Regions from separate parts of the Homo sapiens genome. Here all the other regions are linked to region 1. Evidence: chromatin contacts called from ENCODE Hi-C data. All regions are on one chromosome and are shown on one strand. The core of a region is the stretch at or near the end of the contact, and the rest is flanking DNA. Distances in the headings are between cores, read along the strand shown. Region 1 overlaps USP12 (ubiquitin specific peptidase 12). Region 2 overlaps FLT1 (fms related receptor tyrosine kinase 1). Region 3 overlaps PAN3 (poly(A) specific ribonuclease subunit PAN3).

Evidence for each region. Hi-C counts contacts between places; a loop is a spot of excess contacts on that map. Pooled maps may share reads with other maps.
Region 2: a map with no recorded cell type shows a loop between it and region 1 (10-fold over the local background). The contact joins two enhancer-like sites. A Hi-C loop is called at or near these places in 3 of 37 single-sample maps with no recorded cell type and 4 of 50 pooled maps.
Region 3: a loop to region 1 is called in a pooled map, with 17 times the contacts of the local background. The contact joins two enhancer-like sites. A Hi-C loop is called at or near these places in 5 of 37 single-sample maps with no recorded cell type and 7 of 50 pooled maps.

The regions. Positions count from the first base shown.
Region 1 is chr13:27,129,864-27,133,204 of GRCh38, forward strand. The region is part of intron 1 of USP12 (ubiquitin specific peptidase 12); the gene reads right to left. All of the region lies in intron 1 of USP12-AS1 (USP12 antisense RNA 1), which reads left to right. Among named protein-coding and RNA genes, the nearest start is that of USP12-AS1, 6.0 kb to the left of the region's middle. RefSeq lists an enhancer at 1,208-1,277 and a silencer at 1,308-1,357. Within about 2 kb of position 1,493, at least 12 of the 41 ENCODE cell types and tissues checked have a DNase peak (open chromatin) inside an H3K27ac peak, as active enhancers do.
Region 2 is chr13:28,428,549-28,431,889 of GRCh38, forward strand. It overlaps FLT1 (fms related receptor tyrosine kinase 1), which reads right to left. Exons shown (of 30, transcript NM_002019.4): 7 at 2,588-2,762; 8 at 1,502-1,619. Among named protein-coding and RNA genes, the nearest start is that of FLT1, 65 kb to the right of the region's middle. RefSeq lists enhancers at 1,339-1,738, 1,758-2,417. Within about 2 kb of position 1,488, at least 3 of the 41 ENCODE cell types and tissues checked have a DNase peak (open chromatin) inside an H3K27ac peak, as active enhancers do.
Region 3 is chr13:28,267,009-28,270,349 of GRCh38, forward strand. It overlaps PAN3 (poly(A) specific ribonuclease subunit PAN3), which reads left to right. Exons shown (of 19, transcript NM_175854.8): 11 at 87-203; 12 at 292-393. Among named protein-coding and RNA genes, the nearest start is that of PAN3-AS1, 130 kb to the left of the region's middle. Within about 2 kb of position 1,848, at least 3 of the 41 ENCODE cell types and tissues checked have a DNase peak (open chromatin) inside an H3K27ac peak, as active enhancers do.

The sequences.
Region 1 (3,341 bases), core at 243-2,742:
TGAAGCACGGTCACATCCAAAACATACGAGTGGAGTGACCAACATGAAAAATGGCAGAGTAGAAAGCTCCCAGGGTTAGTCCTTCCACCAAAACCATTAAGCTGAAAAATACATCAGAATCAACTATTCTGAACCTTAGAACCTAATCAGACATTAAACACCCAGGGCAGTAGTTGATGAAGGGAGAAGAGAGCACAGCATGCAAACCAGCTACTATTCCCTACTCCTCAGCATCCCCAGAGGCGGGCACAGGACCACCTCCTAGAGCAGCTGCCTAGTAACAGGGCTGGCAGCGGGAACCTTGCCCTCAACAATTTAGGATTGTGCATTTTGCTCAGTTCTGGCAGTAGCCTGGGGAAACAGCACAGATTCTTGCTTTTGTTTCTGTCCCCTTAGGCTGCAACCTTTCTTGTTTTTTTCCCTTTATTGAGGGGGATGGGGATCCAGACATTATACTAAATCTCTATCAAGTCATAGCTGTCCAGAGATAGTAAGACAGAAACTTCAGTGACCACACACAACAAGGAATACAGACTTTGCAAAACTGGTTTAGAAAAGTCATTATACAAATGGATGACTGCAAGCCTCAAAAAAGCAATCACTGAGGAGGTGGAGAATCTGATTTTCAGAGTCACCACATTACAACATTCAAACTGTTCAGTTCTCACACACACACAAAAAAAATCACAAAACATGCCAAAAAAAAAAAAAAAGGAAAATATGGTGTATTTGCAGGAAAAAAGAATTTGACAGAAACCATCCCTGAGGAATTCCAGACACTGGAATGACTAGTCAAAGGTATTATTAAATCAATCGTATCAACGGTATCACACTGGGGTCCCAAAACAAGAGCTGAGCACGCTTACTTCCCCACGACTAACGTGGTTTTTTCAGTGAGTCACTTGTTGAAATCTCAAATTTCCTGGATGAGAACCATTTCTGCAGGGATCAAATGAGGTCAAATCACAAGTCCAAAAAGATTACACAAGTATCACAAGTCCAAAAGATTAGCTAATTCTTGAAGGCAACAACATTTAAATTCCACCACTTTGCTTCAGCAAGCCGTGACGCTTAAAAACAAGGGTGTCAGAAAAATTCTGGATGAAAAGATCAGTTCATGAAAGTAAGGAAGGAATAGTGTTGTGCAGCTATAGAAATAACAAGAGCTGAATGACACTCAAAGTTTATGTGTGGCATTTTCAAAATGCAGTAAAATTCATTTTTTAAAATAAGCACAGATTTACATATGTTAAACACAATTTGAATACAAATTCAGAATGCAGGAAGCAGTCAATATGGGAACTTGAGTGTGGGTACATTACAAAGAAGAAAGGTAAGAACTGGTAAGAGACACTTTAGCCATAGCAGGCCAGAAGGCTGCACAGGTGTGAAACCCTCCTGGTGAGAGGGTGAGCAGTGAGCTCCACCACCACTTCTCAAACCACGTGACTCTGGGTGAGTCACTTTCTCAGTCTTAGTTTCCTCACCATATCATACAGGAAAATACCTACTCTGCCTACCTCGGGGTTACAGAAATCAAATAGTGAATGTGAAAGTGCTGTAAAACGTAAAGCATTATGTAAAGGTATGACTAGAAACATGAGTCATTTGGATTTTTCTAAGTAATCATTTTACCAAAGTGAGCAACGTGATGGAAACTTGCCCCAGTAGAGTGAAGTACCTTGTTCAAGTACACTTGGTTTTGAAAGCCACTATGTAAATGGAAAAGAGACCACTCTTTAACCTATGTAAAAGTCTGAGGTTAGCTTCCTATGGACAGTTAAAATATCAGAACAAGCACCAAATCCCTTTCATATGCTTTGTATAAAACCTTTTATTTTATAAGTACTCTAAGTTCACAATCTAAAAATAATTCAAACTGTAAAGAGGGTGTAAAACTCAAAGTATTATTCACCACTCCCTCTCTTAAGGTTCATTTCCCTGGAGACAATACCCATTAACGGTTTTAGTTCTTAATAATGATTATCATAACTTTAAATAATATATTGCATGCCTCAGTCAACAGCTCTTAATTCTGTGCTTTTGCAAGAAGAGAAATTGACACACACACTACCTCCCAACTCTCCTTCCACAGGCCACCTCCTAATTTTTATTACGTGTCACTGGGTAGAGTATTGTTCTAGTGCTTCTACTGGTTCTACATCTAAATCTTTAGCTAGATTTACCAATTCTCATATAGCACGTAAGAAATCCGGGCTATGAAACAAAAGGAAATAAGCACATTCACCTTTCCTGCTATCCCTCATTTCCTCCACCTCCCAGCCACTTACTCATATATTCAGGGATTATAACATTTACATTAGCTTCTATAATTATATCTTCCATGCTTTATCTTTGGTGTATTCAAAAAGCAATTAACTAGAAAGAGTAGATACTTGAAGGGTAGCTAATGTGTGCAAAGGAGATTGGCTTATGAAGTAGAGAGGGGCCAGTAGAAATGTTAGTAACTTCAAACAAGAAAATTTTAGTTACACATGTTAAAAAATGTATAGGTTACTAGCAAAACATAAAATATCATTCCAATAAAAAGCAGTACAGGAAGGCAAAAAAAAAGAAAAGAAAAAGAAAAAGCAAAGGAACAGAAATATAGCCCTCACTCATTAAATTACTGCCCCTCGAAGGAGACTCTTCCATGTTCCAATCTCTTGGTTGTCCTCAAGTGTCTGGAAATCCCTGGTTGGCTGTACGGCTTTGTGAATGAAAGATGGTTAGTGTAAGTATCTCAAGAGGGTTTCCTCTGCATTTGCGTAGGTCTGGCTGTCCTAAAAGATCGTTGGTTTCAAGTTCTATGTGTGTGAGGAGCTGGTGGGCACGTTAACAAGAAGAGCAGTACTCAGAATAGGAATGTCCTTGTCCTGTGTCTGCTGTAAAAACCAAAGTGCTATGTATGAGCTCTTCTCTGCTCTCTCCACTCTCACGCACTCCTCAGACAAAAGATCACCCACTTTCTGGCAAGACCATGACTCTAGCCTTATCCTAAAGGTGAAAGCCTGGCAAACCAGCCACTCTGAAGGGGACAGAAAGGAGGCTCCATTGAGCCAGCTATTCTGAATGAACTTCTTTAATTACCATGGTGATGGCAACACAGCCATGCTCCTACTATGAACTGTTGATTCCAAACTCAAGCTTCCACCAGGGCTCTCTCAAGAAGCCCAGGGTCAGCTGTTAACTAACACTTATTAATTATTCTCTCTCCTGCTGTAACTTTTTCTACTAGCTGTTGTCTCTCTAATCCTATTTACTATCTTGCAATCCTCTAGGAATCCTCAAAAATATCTGATCTATTAATAACACAGTCTATCCTCTAGCTCTATTCCAGT
Region 2 (3,341 bases), core at 238-2,737, 1.3 Mb after region 1:
ATCACTCTGTTGCACACAGAACTGAGAGTCAGAGGCTTGGGTGCTTGACCTGGCTCTGCTACTCACTGCAGGCTGCTGCAAATGTGACTAACCAGTTTGGGCTCCAATTTTCTCAAATTTTCTAGAGGTTCTCAAAGTTTCCTTATAACTCTAAAATTCTATGATTTCATTAAAATGCATGGTTCTTTAAATAGGCAGTTTTAATCCATTAGGAGTTTCTTGTGTTCTGTATAAAGGTTTAATATTGGGAACTTAGTTCATTATCATGCATGATTATAAAGTCCTACAAACAAATTCCCATTACTAGTGTGTCTCAGATCCAAAGTAATTAAAATGAGGATGCTACACTTTGTGATTACAAATATTGTCTTGGTATTACTTTAAATTATTTCCTACAACAAGTCAGCATTTTTGACGGTGGATTGAATTTTTTTTTAATGCCCTTGCTACTTAGTTACTGAAGAAATCAACACTAACAGATGAGCGTGCCCTCAGACACTGGAAGAGTGAATGTACCTCCTGGAGTCATCAGATTACTATTCAATTTACTATTAAACCTAAAAATTTACTACTAAACGTTTTTGATATTCTGAAGCAAAAAAGATCATTTTTCTACTGCAATGGCATGAAGACATAGCACAAAGTTAAAATTTTCTCTTTAATTCCCTATTAAGTATTTGAGGGAACTGCAAACAAACACTGCCCTCATATGACATTGAAAGCCAAATCAGCTCTGGTTAGGGAGATTCTAAAATGGCGCCACATCCCTATTGTATGGATTGTTTTGCTAATCAGTTTTGTACTATACCCTTTGTTTAAAATGTAATGACTTGAGCCAAAGATATTGGCATTTAACAGTAATTTTGTAAAATGATTGCAGATCATAAACAGATTACATTGTTTTACATCAGGTGTTGTACCAGTGTTTTAAAAAACAACTGCTGAAGGAGGTTTTGAATATGTATCTTTCTAGCCAAAAAAAACTTAATTAGTTCAAATAGGCCCCATCGTCCCCCTCTTCAAATGAGTAAGTCTTGTCTCTATTAATGTTTGTTTAATTTTAAAACAGGACTGGAACTTTCAACCCAGCTGTATATAAAAGAATTATTTTCAGCATTCTCATTACAAGAGCCCACTTCTTCAGGGTTAATAGAGCATGTTACATATTCAAAATGCTTCCTAGTCATTGCTCAACACATCCCATTCAAAGAATGTTGACATCATAGGAAGGTTTAGAGATGCAGAAAGTTAGCCACAGTAAGAGACTAGACTGAAGCGAGCACTCAAACAAACCTCATCTCTCGCTTACCTTGCTACATTATTTCCTTTTCCCCAGCCCTTCTCACCTCCACCACCCAAGAATCTACAGAGTTCTGAGCTCTCTGGGGCTGTCTGAGGAACGTCTCTTGGTATTTTGTCAGGAATTCGAGTCATTAGGCTCTTGCAGCTTCCCACTTACAAAGTATGTCTTAAACTGTTATGGAAATAAGGATGGTCCTACCATACAACTTCCGGCGAGGGAAATGCCTTCACTTTCATAGAGAGCCGGTAAGACCGCTTGCCAGCTACGGTTTCAAGCACCTGCTGTTTTCGATGTTTCACAGTGATGAATGCTTTATCTTTGAAAGGAGAAGTGATACATACATTAGAAAAGAATAATTTCCATAAACAAAACCTTAGGGCCTCATTCAGGGAGGGTGTAATCAATGAGTAAATAAACAGAGCTGAATTATGATAGAGCCTATCAATGAGCCCAAATGTTGATCATGAATAGGATACTTTAAAAGCACTGTAATTGGTGAACGCCTTTCAAATCAAATGGTATCACGTCCTAGCCACATAAAACAGTGGCAGAGCAACAGAAAGTGAAACACCTTAAATATCTCTATCACAATAACAAAGAAGTGGGAAGATATTTCTAAAAATCTACCTGGCCACTATAAGCAAGGTGAGAAAAAGTTGCTCTGTACACCCTAAAACAACCAATTTGATATCAAAAATCAACTGGAGAAAGACAAAAGGAAATAAAGGCTACTGATAGAATTGTTCCATAGTTTCTGCCCTCCACACTGTTTCCTTTTCAGCAATGGAAATAAGGTCTTTAAGCATTTTCTTTATAGAATTTGCATACTGAAATTAAGCAACAGCATTAGGATTCCTTGAGAGTAAAAGCAGGAATAAAATAGCATTAATTCTAAATGATTTAGCATACCATATTTTTATTTCTCTAATTCATGGTAGTACCTGAGAAATTTTTCTTAGATAATAAAGATAAAACTCATCATCTTTTTCTGTTTTGTTTATACAGAACACTAAGAATTTCATAAATATATTAGGTTCTAACCGAATTATTAGCCATAATAAGCATCTAAAGAAAGGACTCTCTGTTCAATTCAAAAGTATTAAATGTAAAGAGTACTTAATGTGGTTTGCTTTTTGACAGGGGGAGGAGGGAACCATGGCCAAGCTGTATTCATTCATGATAATGTAACTCTTGGCCAACAGAAAACTGACTTATTTAGAGAACACAGACATCTACAATGATTAGAAAGCATAGCATGAGTTGGCAACGCTGAACTATGCTTACCATATATATGCACTGAGGTGTTAACAGATTTGAATGATGGTCCACTCCTTACACGACAAGTATAAAGTCCTTTGTCTTTGTTCTGCATTTTGTCAATAGTAAGAACACTGTAGAATATGTTGGCATGGGAATTGCTTTGGTCAATTCGTCGCCTTACGGAAGCTCTCTTATTTTTCTAGAAAGAAAATGTATAACAAATGTAGAAGGAGTGAGTGTTCATGCTTAAAGTTATATAGGATTTTAACATTTCTTAGATCATTAGTTCGACAACAGCTTCTGTTTTATACTAAGAATCATGTCAAATCCACCTAGAGCGTAATGTTTGGAAACTACATCTGTGTCTAGAGGTGCTTCAAATATGTAGCATAGCAGGATTTATTTAGCACTTAATTTTCTTCAAATACACTTTCACATATACTATCTCAATTGTTTGTCCCAACAACCTAATGAGATTGGCAGGCTGACTGCCCTTTTAGTGATGAAAAAACTGAAGGAAGTGATACCCTGGCCCAAGTTGGCTAGGAACTGAAGTTGTTTGAGCATAAATCTAGTGTCCTTCCTCTGGCACACACACCTCTCTACACAGTAACCTGTTCCCTAGGCATAGATATCGCACACAAACGTGGACAATCATAAGCCTTAGTTAGTGTCTGGCTTAATGACAGTGCTTCTCTCACCAAATCACCATGTGAGTTTCCTTTTTTGTCCCTACGAGATATGAAGGAAAATATAATGAGTCTTGGCTGTACTTACT
Region 3 (3,341 bases), core at 598-3,097, 1.1 Mb after region 1:
TAAATATGGCAATTTTTTTCCATTTCTGATGGAATATGAAGGAGACGTCAATTAGAGTTTACTGGAGTAGAAAAATTGTCTTCCAGGTTTTCGTCTTGTTAACACAAAGTGCATGGTGTTGGTCGACATGTGGAAGAAAATTCAACACTCAAATATCGTAACTTTGCGTGAAGTATTTACCACTAAAGCATTTGCTGAGCCCTGTGAGTAACTTGTAATTTGTCTTTCTGCTGGTGAGCTTCATTATTTGAAGCCAGCTTTCAGTAATGAGTGTTTGTGTTTTATTTTAAGCTCTTGTGTTTGCATATGATTTCCATGCTGGAGGAGAAACTATGATGAGCAGACACTTTAATGACCCTAATGCTGATGCCTACTTCACCAAGAGAAAGTGGGGTAAGAAAAAGATGCAGGCAAACTATATTTTGACTAATGCTTTTGCTCTGTGGAAGAGTAGTTTTCTATTTTAAAATACGTATAATTTTTCCCTGTAATCATTTAGTTTAAAGACTCTATTACATTTTGTACTAGTTGTTTTCATGTTCCTGATAAAGACATACCCGAGACTGGGCAATTTACAAAAGAGAGAGGTTTAATGAACTTACAGTTCCATGTGGCTTGGGAGGTCTCACAATCATGGCAGAAGGTGAAAGGCATGTCTCACATGGCGGCAGACAAGAGAAGTGAATGAGAGCCAAGTAAAAGGGGTTTCCCCCTGTAAAACTGTCAGATCTCATGAGACCTATTCACTACCACGAGAACAGTATGGGGGAAATTACCCCCATGATTCAGTTATCTCCCACCAGCTCCCTCCCACAACACTGTGGGAATTATGGGAGTTACAATTCAAAATGAGATTTGGGTGGGGACGCAGCCAAACCATATCACATTTTAAAAAGAAATATGTCAAAGAAATGGAGATGATGGTCAAGAAGTTAGGAAATAATGTCTTTTGCATATTTACTAAGATAAGATAGATTTTTGAAGACTCACATAGATATCAGATATTTAACTGGAAATGTGTTAAAATTGTTTTTCTCTTTAAAATGTTTTTCTTTTAAAAATATGATGCTTTCTTAATAAAGGTGACTTGGAAAATTCAATAGCTTAGAAATAGTCTCTCTGGCTTCCCTGCCTAAGTACAACCATTGTGAATCTTTTAGTACATTTCTTTTCAATCTTGCTTTGTTTTGTTTTTGTCTCCTTTTGCATTGTTTTTTGTTTTAACCTTTTATATCATATTACATCTTTTCTTTATTATAGGTATTTTCCCCATAGTTTTTATATTCTCTGAATATAATTTAATGATTCCTATTATGACTATATTGTTCTTTATGTAATTATTTCCCTAAACAAATGCTTTTGTTTGAAGGTTGGATTCCATGTTACTTAATCTAAGGTTTCAAAATAGAATTTTAAGTAACTTTTCCTTAAACATGAAATATTTTCTTCTTTGTCCCTTTCTAATATATACTTAAAGAATTGTTTTATCATTGAGATTTTGCAAACAACCAGAATACTTGAATTCTAACAAATGTGTGTTAAAGGGTAAATGATTTCAGAGAAAAGTAAATCCATTTTGAGATGTCTATTCATTAATTTATGTATTTAGGGAAGGTCTCAGTCTATGGGGGCAAGAAAGCAGCATCACGTTATTATGCTTTTTAATCTTAAGATTTTCTTGACTTGAAAATTAAAGAGGAGGGGAGAAAGATTTGAGTCCATATTCTAGTATCTTTCAGATTACAACTCCTTTCAAGACTCTAATTATAGACAAAAATATATTACTTCTGTTTACTTGTTACTTCTTTTTTTTTGCATCCTGACAGTTGAAAAAAGAAAGTTGTGGTTACATGGCTGTTTCACATTTAAAATCTGGTCATAGAATGTGGTCATTTTTTTCCTTTTGCTATGTCATCTGTAGACACATGCATAATTTTGTGGAAGGGGATGTGGTACAACTATTCTTATAGATGACTATAGTTGTTGCTCAAATTTATTTTGGTAGTAACACCTGTGAAATGACTGTTGGCTTTAATTTATAACTGTGTTTCTCAACTGCTTAAGTTTTTGTGGGGGCTGTCTTATGCATTTCAGAATGTTTATAGTGGCCTCTTCTGACTGAAGGGCCTGGCTTCTGCCTACTGAATGCCAGTAGCAATCCCCCTCTACCCCTATTGTAATGCCAGAAATATCTCCAGATGTTGCCAAATGCTGGAGTGGTTTCTTTTGAGAACCACTCTTTTATAGCATTCTTTTCCAGTAATTTTTTAATCATAATTATTCTGTTTTTGGTGTTCACTGATTAATATATTAATGTTTATATTTTCATAGGAAGTAGTCCTTTTTTCTAATAGTTTAAAATATTGTTTGAGTAGTCGTAACTTCCCTAACCATACCATACATGCATAAAAGCCTACCATTTTCTTACACTATGTAATTTATTATCTTAGCACAAGTGAAAAAAAAAAGCAAAGTATAAGAAATATATTGATTTAGAAAATGAGAAGAATAGCATACCATGTGGAGTTGATACGAGATTCAGAATGAGTCTATATCAGTAAAACAACTAGAACAGAGTCTGGCACACAGTAAGCACTATATGTTTGCTGCAAAAACTCTTGTTTCCTTATTACTACATTAATTAAATAGTTTCATTTAAACAGTTCATAGTCATTTTTCACATTGTCTTGGCATTTGTTACCGGTCCCATTTTTTTGAGCCTTCTTACACATATTTCCAGAGTATATTATCTTCTGTTCTGTCCAAATTGAGAGATAATTATTTTTAATTTTGTATGTGCTGCTTACCAGAAATTTTATTCCAAGCCATAAGTACATATTTGCTATTTATTATAAGTACATAATTAACCATTTAATTATGTTGCTTTTTATAACTGATTCACAAAAGGTTGTTTTACAACAATATGAATATAAGATCAGCAGGGTGTAGGGACTCATGCTTGCAATCTCAGCACTTAGGGAGGCTGAGGCAGGTAGATCATTTGAGCCCAGGAGTTGGAGATCAGCCTGGGCAATGTAGCAAAAGTGTCTCTACAAAGAAAAGAATATAAGGTCATATTCCTTGGAATAATTACAAAATCTTGATTAAATTTATATGTCTCCTTTTCTACTGATTTACAACATATTAACAATGACCTAGAAAATATTATCAAAAACCACTTAATGAGTTGATAGAATCCACCTTTGTGGTAGAGGGGCCTGAGTGATATAAGGAAAACAAACATTCAACATAAGTGATGGTAGAGACTTTTATTTCCATCAAGCCACACAATGAACAGCTCTCACATGCCTAAACAATAATACAGGGTAGGATTAGCCAGC